3 separate regions of the Mus musculus genome follow, and regions 1 and 2 are each linked to region 3. Evidence: chromatin loops called from intact Hi-C (ENCODE). Cell type or tissue: heart. All regions are shown on one strand.

Region 1 (4,000 bases), 90 kb after region 3:
AGGTTACACAGACTCAAGTGTTCCTTGGATCTTCAGGCTCTGACCCTGGTGCTCAAGCAGATTCAGTTCTGCCTTGTGTGATGCTCTGCATGCTGTTCAGCCACATTATATCCTATATTTAAGTCATCTACACTGTGGCTGTAGAAACAGTTCTGTGATTTAAGTTCTTACCTCATGATAAGAGGGATCTGTATTGAGTTCTGCATAATTACAAAAAAGGGGTAGGTTTGGTAGTCAATCATCAAGGAAAGCTGACATTTGGAGACAATGTGCACATTAGAATTGGTGGCCAATCAGTCTAGCAATAAGAAAGTTATTGTGTATATTGATAGAAAAAGACATCTCATCTCAACAAATACACAGAAAGAGAGACAGAGAGAAGGAGAGAGAGACAGAGAGAGAAGAGAGAGAGATACAGAGGTAAAGACAGAGACATAGAACAACACAGAGACATAGAGACAAATAAAAAAAGACTGACATACAGAATTAAAGACAGAAATAATACAATAAATAAATAGATAAATAGTTTTTTTTTCCATTTTTATTAGGTATTTATCTCATTTACATTTCCAATGCTATACCAAAAGTCCCCCATACCCACCCACCCCCACTCCCCTACCCACCCACTCCCCCTTTTTGGCCCTGGCGTTCCCCTGTACTGGGGCATACAAAGTTTACGTGTCCAATGGGCCTCTCTTTCCAGTGATGGCCGATTAGGCCATCTTTTGATACATATGCAGCTAGAGTCAAGAGCTCCGGGGTACTGGTTAGTTCATAATGTTGTTCCACCTATAGGGTTGCAGATCCCTTTAGCTCCTTGGGTTCTTTCTCTAGCTCCTCCATTGGGAGCCCTGTGATCCATCCATTAGCTGACTGTGAGCATCCACTTCTGTGTTTGCTAGGCCCCGGCATAGTCTCACAAGAGATAGCTACATCTTGGTCCTTTCAATAAAATCTTGCTAGGGTATGCAATGGTGTCAGCGTTTGGATGCTGATTATGGGGTGGATCCCTGGATATGGCAGTCTCTACACGGTCCATCCTTTCATCTCAGCTCCAAACTTTGTCTCTGTAACTCCTTCCATGGGTGTTTTGTTCCCAATTCTAAGGAGGGGCATAGTGTCCACACTTCAGTCTTCATTCTTCTTGAGTTTCATGTGTTTAGCAAATTGTACCTTATATCTTGGGAATCCTAGTTTTGGGGCTAATATCCACTTATCAGTGAGTACATATTGTGTGAATTCCTTTGTGAATGTGTTACCTCACTCAGTATGATGCCCTCCAGGTCCATCCATTTGGCTAGGAATTTCATAAATTCATTCTTTTTAATAGCTGAGTAGTACTCCATTGTGTAGATGTACCACATTTTCTGTATCCATTCCTCTGTTGAGGGGCATCTGGGTTCTTTCCAGCTTCTGGCTATTATAAATAAGGCTGCTATGAACATAGTGGAGCATGTGTCCTTCTTACCAGTTGGGGCATCTTCTGGATAAATAAATATAAAAAAATACATGGGAAAATAGAAACTAGAAATAACATTTGTATACTTCAAGGATTACTACCCACCATACTTTTAGAGAGAATCTCTATAGAGCTGTAAACCAGGCAAGAGGAGTCCATCCTTTTATTACTCCCAGGACCCTTTTTATTAATTAGTTAATTATTTTATTTATTTACATCTGATATGTTGCCCTCACCCAGTCCCACCCCAGAGTTATTCCCACATCCCCCAAACTGTTTACCACTGAGAGTTTCACCCCCTCTGCATCTCCCTTCTCTGGGGCATCAAGTCTTTTCAGGATTAGTGTCATCCTCTCCCACTGAGTCAGACAAGGCTGTCCTGTGCTACATGTGTGCCAGGAGCCTCTGACCAGCCAGTGTGTGCTCTTTGCCTCGTGGATTATTTCCTGGGAGCTTCCAGGTGTACAGGTTAGTTGACAATATTGGTGTTTCTCAGGGGTTCCCATCTCCTTCAAATCTTCCATTTCATCTTCTATTTCCTCCATAGGCATCCCTGAACTGAGTCCTATGTTAGGCTGTAAGTATCGGCATCTGTCTCAGTTGGGCCGGTGTCTGGTCTACCATTTCTTCAGTTTCTGCTCCGTTTTTGTCCCTGCATTTCTTTTAGACAGGAACAGTTTTGGGTTGAATATTTTGAAGGTGGGTTGGAGGTTGGAGACAATTTTACAGGCTGTAACTCTGTATTTCACAACTCTGTGTGCTCTCCGCGCCCCCTGCTGGTCCTGGATGCTCTGCAGGAGGTTTTAGTTTGAGCTCACAGTAACTTTTGCTCATTGTGTGTCTTGCACAGTAATACAAGGCTGTGTCCTCAGACCTCAGACTGCTCATTTGCAGGTACAGGGTCTTCTTGGTATTGTCTCTGGAGATGATGAATCGTCTCTCCATGGTGTCTGGATAGTAGGTGCTACCACCATCACTATTAATGGCTGCGACCAACTCCAGCCTCTTCTCCGGAGTCTTGCGGACCCAAGACATGTCATGGGAAGGGAATTCGTATTCATTGGATTCACAGGAGAGTTTCAGGGACTCTCCAGGCTGCACTAAGCCTCCCCCAGACTCCACCAGCTGCACCTCACACTGTACACCTGCAAACAAAGAGTGCTGGTCAGAAAACTGTCACGTAAATAAATAAAAATAAAAAAAAGAATCTAAAGAAACAAAATATTTGTACTATTTCTAAAGTGCATACAACAGACAGAATCTCATCTCTATAAATTACTTTTTAAAATAAGGACAAGGAAAACCAAGCTGAGCCCGAAGTCCATGGTGAGTGGACTCTGTTCAGTTCTGATCACTGGATGGGAGGACCTGAGAATCCAGGGCTGAGCTTCTCTGTCAGAGCTGCAGGATAAGTGCAGAGCTGTTTTTCATGGGCACAGAGAAGGCTTATTTGCATGTGGTCCTGCTATAGCATGCTCTGGAGTTGGACCTGGGCTGAACCCAGTGATCATCATAGATATAAGACATCCAAGACTGATTTCAGTTAGAGTGTTTGACAAAGAATGGTGGTTTCAAATTCATATATATTTTTTGAATTAGCATTCACCATACTTAATTTAGTTTCCTTTTGTGCATGTTCACAGAACATGCTATGTTTCCATACTATCATGATTCCTTAGTGTAAATGTATAATTAAATATCACCACACATAAAAGTGTTTCTAGTTTTGAGCTCTGTCTTTCCCACAGTCTGGGAAGAATATGTTTTTCCCTAATATGACTTCTGTTGAGGATCACACCTATGAGGTTTTGGTAGCAGAACCCATTCTCCATGACAGAAACACTTCTGAATTTCATTTATTCATGATAGAATATTGTCCTCAAGGTTTAGAGAATCTTGCAACTCACCAATTGCAGGTCTCTGTCTGTCTAAGGAGAAGAATCAGAATTTGCTTAAGAGACATATTTCCACTTGCACATATCTTACTTATATGCATTCTGAAGTTCTCCTTATATTCCTTTTTCATTGACCCTCCACCCTGTTCTTTTTGTATCTTTATACCAGACAACCTGTGACTGTCTTTATGTTGTTTTAGGCTAGTTTTCCTTTTCCTCAATTAACATAGTCAGCATAACTGGGGGGGGGTAATTAAATTTTAGGATGATTTTTTTTTTCTATTTAACCAGTTCTCTGGTTTCCTTCCTTCTCTTGCCCTTCCTCTTACCACATCCACTTTTGCTTTCACATCACCAATGTTTCCTTGGCCTTGGTCTTCCTTGTCTCACACTTTAAATGTGTTCCGTTTTAGGGTTCCTGTTCTGTTTCCAAAAGCTACAAAATAAAGGACATATGTGAATGTTCTGCATATGACTGAAACACAAATTGTTTGTCCTTTTAAGTCTTTGTCTTATTTTTTGACATAAAATTTTCAAGTGCCATTTAAATTCCTCCAAGTCTCAGAGAACATGAAGCATGAGGAATGGAGAGAATGTAAGAGGTGTGGAAGTGTGCTTTGAAATAATGTGTGGTGGTTAGGACATG
Region 2 (4,000 bases), 120 kb after region 3:
CTGAGCATGTCCCCAAAATGTCTCAACAAGTAAGGGAATTGAGTGCAGAAAAGGAATCTAATCTATATGGCTCCAGATCAGCAGATTTGAAGAAGGAGGTGGATTTTTGACCATACAAATTTTCTATAGCATTTATTTAATAATTTATATACAACACCAAGGACATAGAGTTGGTCCTCTATTACAGAGAGTTAGAGCCTTGTCTATGTTTCTATTTTACTGTTGTGAAAGGACACCATAGCCAAGTTCAGTGTTATTAAAGAATAGATTTATTAGAGGTTGGCTTAAAGTTTCAGAGGTTCAGTCTATTATTATGGTGGGAAGCATGACAGCATTTTCACTGTCATAGTGTTTAGAAGAGTTAAGATTCTACATCTTGAATTAGAGGGAGCCAGGAAGAGACACTCTTTCCCCTTGCAGGCAGGAGAGGGCTCTATTTTGCACTGGGTAGAGAGTGAATATAGAACCACAGTGAAGTCCTTCCTACACAAGCCATGGGTACTCCTAAAAACTCCTAATAGTTTCTCTTTCCATACTCAAACCACCACAAACCTCAGTAATATGTAGCATATATACTTGGTGAAAAATGACTTCTTCAAGGATTAGTATCTCTAACTATTGATTCTGAATATGTTATGTCCAACCCACTTCTTCAAGGTGTCTGCATAGGAGGTGCACATTGTGGGTATCATGAATTTAACCTGAACACCTCCAACAACAATATTCTCTCTCAACCACTGAGCTATTTCTGCTGCACCTGGAGTAACAATGATGACATTCCAATGGATTGAATATCACATTAATCAGTGTGAAACTGGAGGACACATTTTCAGTGACAACCAGACACCATCTTATCAAATGAAACAGAAAGCAATGATCTGAGCAAAGGTAAAATTAGAGCAGGCTGATTGTAGCCTAGGCAGTGTAGAATGAGAAGACTATTCAGTTAGATGGGAAGGATTATTTCAATAATGATACGTATGTTTTTTTGGCTATAGATAATAACAGCATATTATGTTTTTCATATATGGACAGAGATCTTAGGAGTTATCATTCATAATGATAACTGTGTCATCATTAAATTGTGGACATGTGTTTGAAAACTTCATGTTAGGGAAGATGAATACAATTAACTTTATACATGAATTAAATACAGTAAATGGCTGAAAGGTGATTAAAACTACGGTCAAGAGAGAAATAATCTATTCCCAAATCTCCCTGGTTTTCAACACCTACACAGTTGTCCACTTTGAGGGATTTTTTTTTTTTGGGTAGATATCAACTCAATTATTTGTTTTTGTTTGACCCTATTAGATTATAGAATCATTTAGCAAATCCTTCCACTGTGTGAACAAATTTAGTAGAATGACAATGAAAAGTGGGCTCTAAAATATCTCTGTTGCGGTAAGGAAAACTCAGAACTCTAACATTGAAACACATGCTGATAGACACAGGCCAGAACTCCCTAGATTCCAGAAGAGATCCTGGCAAGTTCCTTTGTGTCCTCAGCGCCCCCTGCTGGTTGTGAGCATCCCTGCAGAGAAGTATTTGTGAATGCTCACAATGGACTTCTCTCATTGTGGGTTTGGCACAGTAGTACGTGGCTGTGTCATCAGTTTGCAGACTGTTCAGTTTTAAGAAAACTTGGCTCTTGGAGTTATCCTTGCTGATGCTCAGTCTGGATATGAGAGCTGAATGATAATTTGTGCTCCCGTCACCCCATATTACTCCCAGCCACTCCAGACCCTTTCCTGGAGGCTGGCGAACCCAGCTTACACCATAGCTGGTTAATGAGAACCCTGAGACAGTGCATGTGATGGACAGGCTCTGTGAGGGCGCCACCAGGCCAGGTCCTGACTCCTTCAGCTGCACCTGGGACAGGACACCTGGGGACAAGCAACATCACCATTAGTCACACATCTCCTAGCTGACATGTCTTAGTTCCTCTTCTGAAACCCTGACACACTTACAGCTTGGGAATGTCACCAGGCAGAGGAGCAGTGCCAGGACAGCCATGGTCTGATGGAGGCTCTATGAGAAGAGGATGGGGCTTCTCATCTTTGTGTGGGCTTTTATCCTCTGCCTGAGGGCTGCTTTGCATTGGGGGAGGTTCCTGAGAGAATAAAAGGAAGCAGAGAGAAAGGTGTCCAGTTTGCCCTCCAGGTGACAGAAATTTGCCCTGTGCTTGTTGGAGCACCTGGAGAGGAACACAAGGAACGTTTTTCTGGTACTGTCTGGAGTTCACATTGTAGAAAAGCAGGAAGTTGTAGGATTTGCTCTGTGCAGAGCTAGAAAGAAACATGGGAACATTTAGAAAATGAGGCCCCATTCATGTAGTTCAGGGAGATCATTGCCCCATGCTCTATGTTAAATTTTTATTTATGTATAATCCAGAAGAGTATTTAGGATAGAATTGGGCTCTTAGTGATCAGACATTCTACTTAAAGAACTATTTAAGACTATTCTCGTGGTGTCTGTGGAGCCAGATCTATTGTTATCTTGTTTGGAAATTGGATTGCAAGGAAGACCAGCCCAGGCATTTAGTCCATTGATCTCACATGTTTATCTAAATAGACCCAGGAGTTTTTATTTGGATCTCATCTCACTAGGCTCAGAAGATACTCCTTTCCACGTAGGGACATGGTACTTGCGGACTAGCTTATGCAAGTCTTGATTTATGTCAGTCTATATCTCTATGTAGTGTGCTTTCTTTCTCTCCCCTGAGCTTATATTTCATAAAACCTCAAATTCCTAAATATGATTATTTCATTGGTGAAGGATGGGAGGTCACCTGTACATAATAATTCAGAATAAGCAGTAACAGGCAGCTAGTCTTGAGTTTCGTTAACTGGGGTACAAAAGAGGCTGAAATAGTTAACATTATGGCAAGAACTGTAGCAGAAGGCCGGCATGAATATGGTTACCTGTGCTTTGAGGTGTTGACCACCATACAGAACAGATATTGTAGAGCTTTTCTCCATGGCTTGGTGATGTAAATCCCAGGGTAGAGAGGAAAGGGTTGGATCCAACTGTACAGTCAGACTCCCGAGACTGTGGGTCTGGTTCTGTTGCTCGTAATTGGAGTCCTCTGCTTTTGGGTTTCTTGTTTTGTTGTGCATAATCATTGTCTTCTGATTGACAGTGATGATGACAGTTCTTAACACTGTGGAATATCCATCCCATGCAAGCTGTGATGGCATCAGTTTAAGTCCACTTACTCAACCTTATATATATATATATATATATATATATATATATATATATATATATATATATATATATGTGTGTGTGTGTGTGTGTGTGTGTGTGTGTGTGTGTGTGTGTGTGTGTGATATATGTGTGTGTGTGTGTGTGTGTGTGTGTGTGTGTGTATGTGTGTGTGTGTGTGTGTACTCAGACCACAGAGTGTTTATTTCTAGGTAAAGTATGTTTTTGGCATCATCTCTGCAGATGGTGAATTGGCCCTTCATGGTTTCTGGATAATAGGTGCTACCTCCACCATTAAAAATTATTGCCACCCTTTCCAGCTCCTTCTTTGGAGCCTGAAGGACCCAGGTCATTCAGTACTCACTGACAGTGACTCCAGAGGCTGCACAGGAGAGTTTCAGGGACCCTCCAGGCTGCTCTAACCCTCCCACAGACTCCACCAGCTTCACCTCACACTTGACACCTCAAAGCAGAGAATGCTGATTTGGAAACTGTCACTAACAAAAGAAAACAAAATAGAGGAAAGAAAACCAATTTTTCTATTTCTCATGTACACAATACTGGCAGGATCTCATTTCTACGAATTACATTTTAAAATAAGGACAAGGAAAACAAAGCTGAGCCCAAAGTCCATGAGGAGTGGTCTGCATTCAGTGCTGATTACTAAATGTGAGGACCTGCACAGGCAGGCCTCAGAGACTGTGGGTCTATTACTTACAATTGGAGTCTTTACCTTTTGGGCTTATTGTTTTTGTTTGGTTTGTGCATAATCTTTTCTTCTGAATGACATTAA
Region 3 (4,000 bases):
CTCCCTGTTGCCTTCCTGGCACCTGAGGCTGTAAAAGCTGAATTATAGTCCCCTCTTCCCTATCTCTTCCTGAACTCCCATGCCATCCAAGGACATGAGTTACACCTGAGCCTGGCCTGACACCCCAAGGCTGTCAAGGAGGATCTATGTTCCAGAGATAAGATGCAGAGTGTCCGCTGCCTGGAGCCTGACTTCGGCCCTCATGTCAGCAGATGCCCGCTTCTTTGTTCTTTGTAAAATTCCCCCTCGACCCCTTCCTATTCCCCGCGATGCATGCTTTACACCAGGCACCTCAGCCTAATAAACGAAGACCTTGATAGGAAAAGATCTACTTGGTCTTCGTTTCTCTTTTCTCTTCCAATCCCATTTTCTTCCAGGTTTGCGGTCCCCCTCGCACCCACTAATAACTGAATCCCGTGGGACAGGATAGGCTGGTAAACAGGACAGCTCCTGTGATCCCACAGCAGCCCTAGGAAACTCAAGGTTAGAGCAGGAAGATGCTTCAGAGGTTCCATGGGAATGACTGATGAATGTTTTTGGCTTGTTTAATTGGCTTGTTGGGAATAACTAATGCTTTAAATTTCATCTTATAACACTACAGCACATGTGTCCCTCTAAGACGAGTGAATAAAAGATGCTTGAGGCTGAACTGCTGGAAACAAAGGGGCACATTTAGAGACTGAGGGTGCTTAGAGTGAGATGAGATGCCTCAGCTTCTACATGCCTACCCTTCCTCTGTAGTATGGACACAGGAAAAATAAGCAAAACATCTGCTTAAGGTGGATTGATTCAGGATGATGGCTCAGCACAGAGCTCATTATAGGAAGGGGTTTGTAGCTGTGGAGCAGGCAGGGCCAGAATCACTGAGAAGACATCAGATGTGGGAGACCAGAACGTAGGTGGGGCACTGGAAGACTAGGGCAAAAAGGTGGAGATCTTTCTAAACACACTTAGTGGGAAATTTGATACCCTCAGATTAACAAGCTGGAGATGGGCCAGTGGAAGGTTTTAGTCAGTACAGTGACTTTGAAACTATCATGAAAACCCCAGATCTCAGCCCCATTATTTTCACAAGTATTTACAGTTATCTATATCCCAACCGCATTGTGATATCTGAAACCATGTGCTTGGGTTATAAGAGGTATTGGGACCCAGGTATGGAAAGACTTAGCCTTCTCTCTCTCTCCCTCCCTCCTTTCTTCCTTATCCCCCTCTCTATCTCCTCTCTCCTTCTGTCCCTCCCTCTGTCCATGCCCCTTCTCTCCTTCTCCTTCTCCCTCTTTCCTTCTCCGTCTCCCTCTCTCTTCTCTCCCTCTCCCTTCTCTCTCTCCTTCTCCTTTCTCTCACATCTCTCTGCCTGTTTTTAAATCGTCTGTTCCTGAAAGTCCACTTGGCTATGTGGCATCAATTTTCTGAATCTGGATAGGCAGATTATGCAAAGATACATCTGGTCAGCAGAAGGCATCTGAGATATGCTCTGTAATCAGTGCTAAGGACCTTGAGTAATCTCTCTTTGTAACCAGACTCCATAGTGTCCTATAGTGGTTAGAGAGGCTGGCCCTGGCACTCCCTAGTTGTTTAGAAACCCCATCTCTGTCCTTCAGTTTAGTCCTAAAACCTCCTTCTACTTGGTGTTGTCCTATGTGCATGTAGGATATGGGAGTTCAGTCTGGTGGTACACAGAGCCTCAGAGTGATGACTGTATAAGCCCATGTCCCCAAGTTGGTCACCAATGATAGAGCACATGACCCTTCTCACCCTAATTCATGAGAAGGGATTTATCTCCTCTTACCTTAACCAGACAGGGGCCAAGCCACTTCCTCCCTCTTCCCTAGGAAGCTGCAGGGTGTATCAGGTGCAGTAATGCTCATAGCCACAAGGGGGAAGCAGAGACTTATTCATGAGGCTCCTGGAGGTGACCAGGAAAGCTGCTTAGAGAGTTCAGAAGGTGCAGTAAGATCCATGCCAATACCTGGCAAATACAGAAGTGGATGCTCACAGTCATCTATTGGATGGAACACAGGGCCCCCAATGGAGGAGCTAGAGAAAGTACCCAAGGAGCTAAAGGGATCTGCAACCCTATAGGAGGAAAAACAATATGAACTAAGCAATACCTCCCCAGAGCTGTGACTCTAGTTGCATATGTAAAAGAGGATAGCCTAGTAGGCCATCAATGGGAGGAAAGGCTCTTGGTCTTACGAAGATCATCTGCCACAGTATAGGGGAATGCCAGGGCCAGGATGTAGGAGTGGGTGGGTTGGGGAGCAGGGCAGGGAGAGAGTATAGGAGGTTCCGGGGATAACATTTGAAAACTAAATGAAGAAAATATCTAATAAAATGCCTTAAGTTAATAATAATAATAATAATAATAATAATAATAATAATAATAATAATGATAATAACAATCCCAGTAGTCCTACAGAGTTTTCCCCTGCACACTTAGATGAGATATATATGTTTGAGAGGAAGTAAGTTGATCAACCCTCCAACCACCCATTTTTTTCTTCTATCTTATAAATACATGTTGCAGGGCAGCCTATCTTTGGGGCTGTAGACCTTGCTCACGTGTCTGAGCCAGGGCTTGTCATGAACTCCGGGTGATACCCATCTTTTAACTCTTTCATTAATGATTTCTTGGAGATAACTCAGAGGCTGCTTTTCCTTCTACAAAAGTAAGAGACGCGAAAGCACTGTTGATGAACCTGGAGTGTGTGGCAGTCTCTTCGACGTTCATACCGGCAGTCTACTGGTCTCACTGCTGAGAACCCATCAGCCTGATTGCTTGAAGAAATCCCAATAGTCAGGAAAGAAAGATACTAAAGGTTGGAGGGGGACAGCCACTTCGGCCTCAGACGGGGTCAGAGGTAATGTTCCCAAGAGATGGAATTTTTAAAAATTCTAGAGTTCACAGGTACCCAGATAGAATTCTCAGGTCTAATAATATTGGAAAAATAACAACACAATATTAACAGAAAGCTCCAAACTTTCGAGCAACACCCAAAAGGAAAAAAAAAAAACTCATTTGTAAATAGTTTAACCAAAACTCAAACAAAATATGATTAGAAGAAATAAAAACAATCATTTATAGCTAAAAGGCTAATATAGACAGTATTTACTACTAACGTTCAAACAAACAAACAAAACAAAACAAGAAATTAGAACAACTGTGAGAAACATGAGCCAAGATATAAAGAAATATTGACTCCTAGAAAGAGACCCAGAGTCACACTGGGAACCAAATACATTCACGTGGAAATGATATTTTGAACTTCAAAAAAAGAAAAGAAAGGATTGAGCCTGTCAGAGACACTCCTTGCTGCTTCTGACTTTTCTTGTCCAGGCACATTTATAGACATCCCTTTTGACAATATTTAACCTCAACCTCAGCTAACACATTCAGACTCAATTCCTGCCACACCCAGTGACTGTTACCTAACTCCAGTTGTCTGGGTAACCACTTAGGTTGGGAGCCTGAGGAGGTTTTTAGTCCTCTGTCAGTATTTTCTAGACCAGGCAGTGGCCACAGCAGAGGGATTTAGCTCCACCCAGGATGTTATCTCTGACCTGGGGCATGAGGCTAGTGGAAAGACCTGTGGTCCCCAGGGTCCTCCTCTTGCTATTTGCACTCTGGCTGCTCCTCCTGGTTCCAGTCTGGTGTTCTCAAGGCCATCCTACTTGGCGTTACATCTCATCGGAGGTGGTTATTCCTCGGAAGGAGATCTACCATACCAAAGGACTTCAAGCACAAAGACTGCTCTCATATAGCTTGCATTTTCGGGGCCAGAGACATATCATCCACCTGCGGAGAAAGACACTCATTTGGCCCAGACACTTGTTGCTGACAACTCAAGATGACCAAGGAGCCTTACAGATGGATTACCCCTTTTTTCCTGTAGATTGTTACTATATTGGCTACCTGGAGGGGATCCCACAATCCATGGTCACTGTGGATACTTGTTATGGGGGCCTGTCAGGGGTCATGAAGTTAGATGACCTTACC

Evidence for each region. A loop is a pair of places that touch in the nucleus more often than their neighbours do. Peaks named below come from ENCODE experiments on the same cell type or tissue, not always from the same donor. Only the 100,000 strongest peaks of a DNase experiment are listed, where the experiment ranks them.
Region 1: it touches region 3 in a loop (2.1-fold over the local background); 12 of 42 quality-filtered maps call a loop at or near these places.
Region 2: a loop joins it to region 3, with 2.1 times the contacts of the local background. A loop is called at or near these places in 4 of 42 quality-filtered maps.

Annotation. Positions count from the first base shown.
Region 1 is chr12:113,576,207-113,580,206 of GRCm38, forward strand. It overlaps Igh and Ighv5-2. Among named protein-coding and RNA genes, the nearest start is that of Adam6a, 34 kb to the left of the region's middle. In heart, a CTCF peak has its summit at 2,235 (motif pointing left); no DNase peak of the experiment used is centred here.
Region 2 is chr12:113,609,602-113,613,601 of GRCm38, forward strand. It overlaps Igh, Ighv2-3 and the pseudogene Ighv5-5. Among named protein-coding and RNA genes, the nearest start is that of Adam6a, 68 kb to the left of the region's middle. In heart, a CTCF peak has its summit at 1,521 (motif pointing left); no DNase peak of the experiment used is centred here.
Region 3 is chr12:113,486,015-113,490,014 of GRCm38, forward strand. It overlaps Adam6b (a disintegrin and metallopeptidase domain 6B), which reads left to right and starts at 3,551. Exons shown (of 1, transcript NM_001009545.1): 1 at 3,551-4,000. The coding sequence starts at 3,551. It also overlaps Igh. In heart, a CTCF peak has its summit at 1,871 (motif pointing right); a DNase peak (open chromatin) is centred at 1,877.